Linked DNA regions of Homo sapiens: region 1 is linked to region 2. Evidence: read pairs that join two places in POLR2A ChIA-PET (ENCODE). Cell type or tissue: HCT116. All regions are shown on one strand. Links, peaks and the distances in the headings refer to the core of each region. The heading gives the core; the rest is flanking DNA. Region 1 overlaps PPME1 (protein phosphatase methylesterase 1). Region 2 overlaps P4HA3 (prolyl 4-hydroxylase subunit alpha 3).

What was found. Peaks named below come from ENCODE experiments on the same cell type or tissue, not always from the same donor. Only the 100,000 strongest peaks of a DNase experiment are listed, where the experiment ranks them.
Region 1: POLR2A ChIA-PET joins it to region 2 with 5 read pairs; 4 of 35 experiments call an interaction of 5 or more read pairs at or near these places.

What each region holds. Positions count from the first base shown.
Region 1 is chr11:74,231,210-74,235,610 of GRCh38, reverse strand. All of the region lies in intron 7 of PPME1 (protein phosphatase methylesterase 1), which reads right to left. Among named protein-coding and RNA genes, the nearest start is that of PPME1, 62 kb to the right of the region's middle. In HCT116, for the core only: no CTCF peak of the experiment used is centred there; no DNase peak of the experiment used is centred there.
Region 2 is chr11:74,306,413-74,310,813 of GRCh38, reverse strand. The region is part of intron 1 of P4HA3 (prolyl 4-hydroxylase subunit alpha 3); the gene reads left to right. Among named protein-coding and RNA genes, the nearest start is that of P4HA3-AS1, 2.7 kb to the left of the region's middle. In HCT116, for the core only: no CTCF peak of the experiment used is centred there; no DNase peak of the experiment used is centred there.

The DNA of each region.
Region 1 (4,401 bases), core at 162-4,161, 75 kb after region 2:
CATATAATGTTAATATAATGAGGCAAGGTTCAAAGAAAGCACTTGAACATGAATGAGGAGGTCAGAGAAAGCTCCCCAGAGGTCACAGCTAAACTGAGGAGTATAGATAACAAGTTTAACCAGAAAATAAAAGAGGTTGGTTAGAGCATTCTAGGCAGAGGGCACATTATGTACAAAGGTGCTGTGATGTGAAAGTCGGCAGGATAATGATTTTAGAGAACTGGGTGCAAGGAGAAGCAGGGAGGAGATAAAAGGGGAGCGTGACAGAATAGGATTGGAAGGCAGGCGCCAGCTTCTCCAGGGCCTTGTGTGCCGTGCTACAGGGCTTAGGCTATCTGAATAAATTAGTCTTCTCACATTTGTCCACCTAAGTACAACTAAGGCAGAGCAAAATGACTGCATTCCCAGGGTGAACTGGAAACACTGCCTGAAGCAAGCCACTAGGAGAAAGCACTTCTTTAAATCTCATTTCTTAGTTTAAAAAATCATTCAAAATTTTAAAGCCCCTCTCCTCAGATAATGACATGATTTCTTACTTTAATGGTAAACCGAGGCAATCAGAACTATTACCTCATCTTTTAACTACCAAATGAATCCACAAATTCACCAATACTTGTAATAATATACTCTGCCTTGATGCCTGTTTAATACATGAAATATCTATTCCTATCAAGGCCAACCTTGGGCACTAGTTCCCATCCCCTCTTGCTTCTGAAAAGATACTCTTTCTTTCAGTTATCCTGTCTCTCTTCTGTGTCACTTTTTTTCTCTCGTGGATGTCACAAGCATACTCCATTATCCAGCCTTTAAAAACATTCCCAATGCCACATTCACTACTACCTATTACTCCATTTCTCTGCTCTCCTATACAGCAAAGCTCCTCAAAAGAGTTATCTTGCTTTCTCTACTTTGTCACCTCTCATCCTTTCCCCAACTTATATATGATTTTTATATCCCATTTATTTTCAGATATTTATTTTGTCAAGGTCACCTCTATCATGCCAATTCCAATGGTCATTTCTTGGTCCTCATCTTACTTGATCTCTCTGCAGCATCCGACACAGTTATTCTCTCCCTCCTTCTACAAACACTTAATATACTCACCTGGTTTTCCTTTTATCTCATCAACTGTGCCTTTTCAGTTTCTTTGTTGGATCTTCCTCTTCTTCCCAAGCTCTAAATATTGTGGAATATCCCAAGACTCAGTCTTGGATCTTTTTCCTATCAATATCAAGTTCCTAGGTCTTTACATTCAATCTTTCACTTTTAAATATTAACTATGTGATGACGATTCTCCAATTTATCTCTAGTTCAGCCTCTTCTAACTAGTATATACAACTGCCTACTTAACATTTCTACTTACATATGTAATAAGCATTTGAGTTTATCCAAACAAAACTGATTCTCTGCCCCTTATTTGCTCCCATATCTACCTCTTTCTGTTTCTACCATTCACCCAATTGCTTGGGCTAAAAACCTAGAAGTCATCCTTAAGTCCCTTCCTGCCCTTCCCCGTCTCTCTCCCAACATCCAATCCATAAACCAGTCCTGTCAGTTCTACCTCGAAAATACATTAAAAAATGACTCTCTTCCTCTGTTGCCATCCTCGTCTATGTTTACCATTATTACTCTCCTTTACTATAACAGTCTCCTAACCAACTTCACACCTCATTCCCCACTTCTTCTATTTGATTTTCCTCAGAACAGCCAGAGTGGTGTAACCAAGATGCAAATTTGTATCTGTCTGACCTCAAAGCCCAGGTTTCCCCTAACTTTTTTGTTTTGTTTCGAGACAAGGTCTCACTCTGTTGTTCAGGCTGAAGTGCAGTGGCATGATCATAGCTCACTATAACCTTGAACTTCTGGGCTCAAATGATCCTCCCACCTCAGCCTCCTGAGTAGCTGGGACTATAGGCACATGCTACCACACCCAGCTAATTAAAAAAATATATATATTTTTTGTAGAGACAGGGTCTCGCTATGTTGCCCAGGCTGGTCTCAAACTCCTGGCCTCAAGTAATATTCCTATCTCAGCCTCCCAAAGCACTGGGATTACAGGTGTGAACCACCACACCTGGCCTAAAGCCCAGGTTCTTAATGACTATACCCCTGCTGCCTCTCATTAGGAAACCTATGAGAGCAAAAGCAGTAAATCATTGGCCTTATATTTCAACATAAAAAAAAATCTAGAATAGCCAAAATGGCCATCAGTCATAAACTTGATTCAGATATCCAGCAGAATAAAAAACAAAATTACCAAATACCTCATAGTATAATAATTTTCAGGTTCAGAAAGATCAATGACTCTCATGAAACCCAGAACATCTTAACATTTAACAAACAGAACCCTTATTCTATCCTGTATCTGGCAAAAGAAACAAGACTACTTTAAGAGAAGGCCTACCATGATACCCAGGCTGCATTAGGTATATCCCCTGGCTTCCTTCATTGTGTTATGTTTATGTGTTTCCTTGTTTGCATCCCCAGTTTTTTGATGATAGGAACTGAGCCTGATTCATCCCCCAGTTCTTAGATCAGGTACTGACACATCTTAGGCACTAGAAAAAAAAATTTACTGAATAAATTTTTAGAGTTCGGAAAAAGGGCCAGGCGTAGTGGCTCATACCCATTTATCCCATGACTCTGAGAGGCCGAGGCGGGCAGGCAGACTGCTTGAGCTCAGGAGTTCAAGACCAGTCGAGCCAACATGATAAAACCCTGTCTCTACAAAAAAAAAAAAAAAAAAAAAATCAAATAACAAAAATTAGCTGGGCATCGTGGTGCACAGCTGTAGTCCCAGCTACTTGGGTGGCTGAGGCAGGAGGATCGCTTGAGCCCAGAAGGTCAAGGCTGCGGTGAGAGCTGTAATCATGCCACTGGACTCCACAGCCTGGGCAACAGAGTGACACCCTGTCTCAAAAAAAAAAAAAAAAAAAGTTTGGATAAAAGTTGGATGGGCTTTAGACAACTGAGCCAAGTCTAGAATAACTTTCTCACTTGTTGTTACTGCGGAAGCAGGCAGGGCACCTGAGATACAAGCCAAGCTGGCAGCAGCTACATTCTTGATGCTATCTGCCCAAGATAGATCTTTGATATTTCTGTGAGAACAGGAATCCTGCATCACAGTAGTGAACAGGAAGTGGTAGAAACTTCACCAACACAAACATCATTCTGACAAGCCATATTCTTGCATAAGACCATTTGTCCTAGGAAAACGCCTAGGATATATTTACCAAGTCCTAAATTTCCACTTGATATCTGATTCAGTTAACAGATATATTCTGCCTGCTAGGGCAGTATGCCATATGCTATATGAAAGTAGAAAAGAAATACAGAATAGCTTCTTCCCTTATGATGCAGGAAGGGCATTAAGACAGACATTAATGAAAATTAACAATATGAGCCATATCCCTCAAGGGAGTATTGGAAAACTTAAGGGTATACAGTGCAATATAATAGAGACTTAAAGGTCTCTTGTAATTTTGCTGAAAGCGTCATCTGGGTGGTTTGGAGAACTTAAGAGAAAATGTTCTGAAGAAGAGACTGGAGATGGAGTTAGAAGAATAGGAAGGAAGATAGGATGATGAAGACATTTATCCAAAGACTGATCTCCTTGTGGGAAGGGACAGTGTTTTATTCATCTCTGAATCTTCACTCATTAGCACAAAATAAGTGTTTAATAAATACTTTATCAAATGATTAACTGAATTAATGAATAAATTCATTCCTTTGCTTAAATGGAATTCTGTCACTGATTTTTATAAAAACTATTTACCCATTGAGTTTATTTACCCAAAATCCAAATAAATTTGAGGGAATGGAACCTATAGCCATCTTCCATTTCTCCACCATTTTATCTGAAACACAGAAAGTAAATCTAAAACCATGAAGCATCAGAGGTGGATGATGCCTTAGAAACCACCTAGTCTAACCTCTTACCTCAGAGGCAGAAACAGCTAGACAGCAGATGATCAATAATTACTAAGATTCCAGGAGGTACTATAGTGTATTGGGAAAACAATGGGTTTCAGACAACTGAGCCAAATCTAAAATATTTTTAAATGTTCAAAAAATTCTGCTGTTTATATAATGTTTCCTCATATGCTATTACAATAAGGCGTGGCAACTGAAATTCTATTCCTTGAACTTGGTGCTTGACCTAAAAAAGAAGAAAAGCTACAATCTAACATTTAGAATAAAGGCAACAGTGGCTGGGCACTGTGGCTCACGCCACAACCCCAACACTTTGGGAGGCTAAAGTGGGAGGATTACTTGAGGCCAGGAATTTGATTACTTGATTACTTGAGGCCAGGCTAAAGCAGGAGGATTACTTGAAGCCAGCCTGGGCAACATAGCAAGACCTCGTTTCTACAAAAAATTTAAAAATTAGCCAGGCTTGGT
Region 2 (4,401 bases), core at 294-4,293:
GTGAGGTTTACATGTCATTGGGACTGGATGGGCACGACACTGTGGATATCATACTCTGCATGTGAATGATGCTGAGTAACTGTACAGGTCGCTATATGAATAATGCTTCAGTTCATTAATTCATACAACACATATTTTTGAGTGCCTACTAAGAGCCAGGCAGTGTTCCAGGCAGTGGGGATAAAATGGTGATCAAGAGCCAACTCTGCCCTCGAGGAGTTTGGGTCTGTAGCACCATGACTGTTAATCAGAGATGTCCACTGCCGTCTACGTCTTCAGTTCTTCCTTCTCTTTACACATGTAGAAGCTCTCTAAATACTAAATAAATGATAACTGAGATGTTATATGTGTGTCAACATATTTGATATCAAAAAAGCACTGTGAAAAAACATACTTGATGCAGAAGATACTGAGTGTAGCACACAGCAGTGGATGCTCAGCTAATATAGTTTTGGGGTACAGTCAACAAACTCTAGTGCTACACACTGTGGCATAAAAGGTTGTCAGACTTGGGATGCTGAGGCACCATAGTCATGTATCGACTTAGCAGTGTCCAACTGACAAAAATGAAAGATAAATGATTGTATATGATACCATCTGTATGAATATGTGCTGCGCCTTCTCTGCCTGGGACATCAAGAAGCCTACAACACTGACAGAGTGGTTATGACCACGTCACTATTTGGATATATTAATATTGTACTTATATCATGTGACCTTATCATTGAGCAAAGACAGCACAATGCACTGCTTTTAAAACTTTGCGTGAGTGTGTGTGGTAATAATACTGATTCTGGGGTGACATGAGAAGAAGGTATGTGGAATGGGGAGTGACTCTGAGGTCCAGTGTGACCCCCAAACCCATTGTCACCCTGTGCGAAACTTTGTGACCCCATGACTGTGAGAGAGAGCTATGTAGAAGAGAAGCATTTTGTGGGTGGAAAGTATTTGCGAGAGATCTTGTTAATAGTGACTGAATGAGCTAATGTGGTGCTTGTCCTTAAGTATGTGGCTTGCGTATAAACAGCTTGAAATAGTGTGACAATATACAATATAGGTATGTATTAATTTTAACAATAAATGAAGATCATTTCAATAATTATTGTCACTCTTTGGAATAGCATAGTTGTCTAGTATTCTATGGGTCCATGTTGACCGAGCCAAATGTTTTCTTTTTGTTCATAGCCCAGAGTCATTGGAGTCCAAGCTTATTAGTGGAAATAGGACAGAATTTTTTCTCTTTGATTTCAGAGCCCAGCATTCTCCCTGCTACCCATGCTTGTTCTCATACCAGTAATCTCTTTGGGTAGCTCAGATGGAGACGGGAGTGGGGGGTCAAAATCCCCCTGCTGGTCTTTCAGGTTACATTCTCAGAAGAGAGCACTTGAAGCATTTTGGCCAAAGCAGCTGGCCAACCCCATTCCACCATGCTGGTCTCCTTCACTGTCTTTCCACCACTGTCATTATCACAACTTTGTCACAGCAGGAGGTCTCATACAAACCATATCTCATCTGATTCTCTCTCACACACAATGCTTTGAAATAGATTTGTATTACACTTGTTAACTATTGAGAAATCAGTTAAAACATGAGAAAACTAAAGTCTAGTTGCTCACTCAAGATTGTATTAATAAATCTAATAGGTAGCAAATCCAGGACTAGGACACAGTTGTTTTGATTGTTTATCCAACTTTTTTCCTACTATGCTATGTTATCCCTACCACTTCTTTTATCTGTTATACCAAGACATAGACCAAGCCCCTAACTAATTGAGGTTTTACTAGTGGCCACAGTACATGGTGGTTAACAGTGAATTCAGGAGTTTAACAGACCTCTATTTGAATCGTTGGCTCTGATCTTGGACAAGTTACTTTACCTCTTTGAGCTTTAGTTTCCTAATCTGTAAAATGATGATAAAAATAGTACCTACCACCATAGGGTTTTTGGAAGGATTAAGAGTACCATGTAAAAGTTTTTATCATTGTACCTGGCATGTAACAATTGATGGACAAATGCTAAGCCTTTATGCTTATTATTTTATTTTATTTTATTTTAAGACCATCTAGTGAAACTAGGCCCCACTTTTGGCTCTAAGTATTAACTAGGATTGTGACAGCCTAGATAAAAAAACAAATCAGAAAAGTTCTCAATTATTTTCTCAGGTGACTTATGAACAGTTAATTTTGTAGTTTAGTTTGATATTTTGAAGACTGTCATTCTGTCATTCTGTTCTCTAGTGACTGCTCTAAAACCCAGTGAAATGTTTGCTTTTTAAGAGACAGGGTCTTGCTCTGTCACCCAGGCTAGAGTGCAGTGGCTCTATCATAGCTCACTATAACCTCAAACCCCTGGCTCAAGTGATCCTTCTGCCTAAGCCTACCAAGTAACTAGGACTACGGGTGCACACCACCATGCCTGGCTAGGGTTTTTTTGTTTTTGTTTTTGTTTGGTTTGGTTTGATTTGGTAGAGACGGGGTCTTGCTCTCTTGCCCAGACTGGTCTTGAACTCCTGACCTGAAGTGATCCTCCCTCCTCGGGCTCCCAAAGTGTTGGGATTGCAAGCATGAGCTACCGTGCCCAGCCTTTATGTTTGCCTTTTAAAACAAGAATTTTGGCAGTTCTTGCTAATTTTTCTATACTCCCAATCTGGTGATTTTATGTAACTTGAGAGGCTATTTCCAAGGCTCTCAGTTGAGATAGAAAAATGCAGTATTCTTGAGGTTGAAACTACTCCCTACTCCAAGTTAATGAATAAAAATTATACTTGTTATAGTATATATAGTTATATGCCAGTATGGTACATATACTAGTTATATATATAAAAAGAGTTTATCCTAGCTTTTGTTGTTGCTGTTTTTGCAGTTTAAAACACCACCAAGAGTGAGAGAGAAGTGTCAGCAGCAATTTTTTCTGTGCTAAGGATTAAGCATTAATAATGTCCCAGAAGAACTGATACAAAACCATTTCTGAATTCCAAAGGCAAAACATATTGAAGTGAAATAGCCCATGTATTGTGGTTGGATAACCTGCCCAGGCTATGTTTAATGCAGGGATTGGGTTGCAAATTTTATGTGCAGATTCTTGAAGGAAAGGATCTGATTTTCCATTCTCAGCAGTATTTGTTAAAGCAAAAAGACATTTAGGAAACCCTGAGGTTTGAATTCAGCATCCAGTAACTCAGTTTCCAGTCTCTGGAAACCGCTATGTGCTCAGAGGCTGGGCATAGGGCCAACTTTTGGATTCTAAGCCAACCTCAGTTATCAGTTGAGAGATTTTTTTTCTTTGTGTGACAGAAAAATGGCATATCTAAACACTGGATTGAATTGATGTGCTGCAATAGAGATCAAACCCTGACCTAAACAAATCAACCCCAAAATGCAAAGAGGGGTGCTAAGAAAACAAGGAAGTAGACAGCACTTTTGATTTGATGCATGACTTGGGGCAAATATTCACCTCTCTGCTTTACCACTTTACCTTTGTGCCTCAGTGTCCTCTGATTCCTATTAAACATTAGTCCTCAAGCTAATGAGGAATCTGTTTATTCAGTTGTGGAGGGGGTGATGAGAAGAAATAACAGAATGTTCATGCTGAAAAGATCCATAGAAATCTTCTAGACTAGATCAGTTCCTTCATTTTATGGATGAGGAAACTGAGTGATAGTTGGAGGCTGGGTCAGAATAAGTCCCAGTTCCTTCCTATCCAGCTGTCTTATAAAATCACTGCCCTCTCAGCCTCAATTGTTCCTGGACACCTACTCTTTAAGCTGGACTCAAGCCCAAGTCTCCGCTTGTTAAGATTTTTCATCAAGCAGTGGAGTATCTTTCCCTAAGTAGTTCCATACGGAGCCAAAGCAGGAGACAATGGGTAGTAAAGATCCCACACCCTGGAGGCTGGTTTCATTTCAAAACCCTAGAGCTTCAGCTCACAGACTGCCTTGTCTTTGGGATCAGAGACACCCTGGGACTTGACAGGCTTCCCATTTCCCCACTGGGAGACCCAGGTCCAGGTTCTTGTTCCTTAGTTTATGTTGAATTGAACATTTGGCTCCTTGGAAGCCTCAAGGCAGTCGTCTTCTATTTCAGGCTTCATTTCATAGTTGAGGACCTCACTCTTTAGAAATCCTCAGATAAGACTCTGCTCCAAGGGGTTGAAATCCTACCACCTTGCCACTTCCTCTATTTTTCACTTTCATCTCTGTCTCCTCGCAGAAGTCGCCCACTCTTGCCAAAGGACTCATAGTCTCCTGTGCTCTTGCACACGTTCATTTTTTTTCACTTTGCACAAACTTTTTTTTCTTCTACTTCCATTCTTGTTATACTATTTTTGAAGTTGATAATTTTAAAACGAGCGGGAAAACTCTTGGAGAGCAGGAATAGTACCTTAATCTGCCCTGTTATAGAT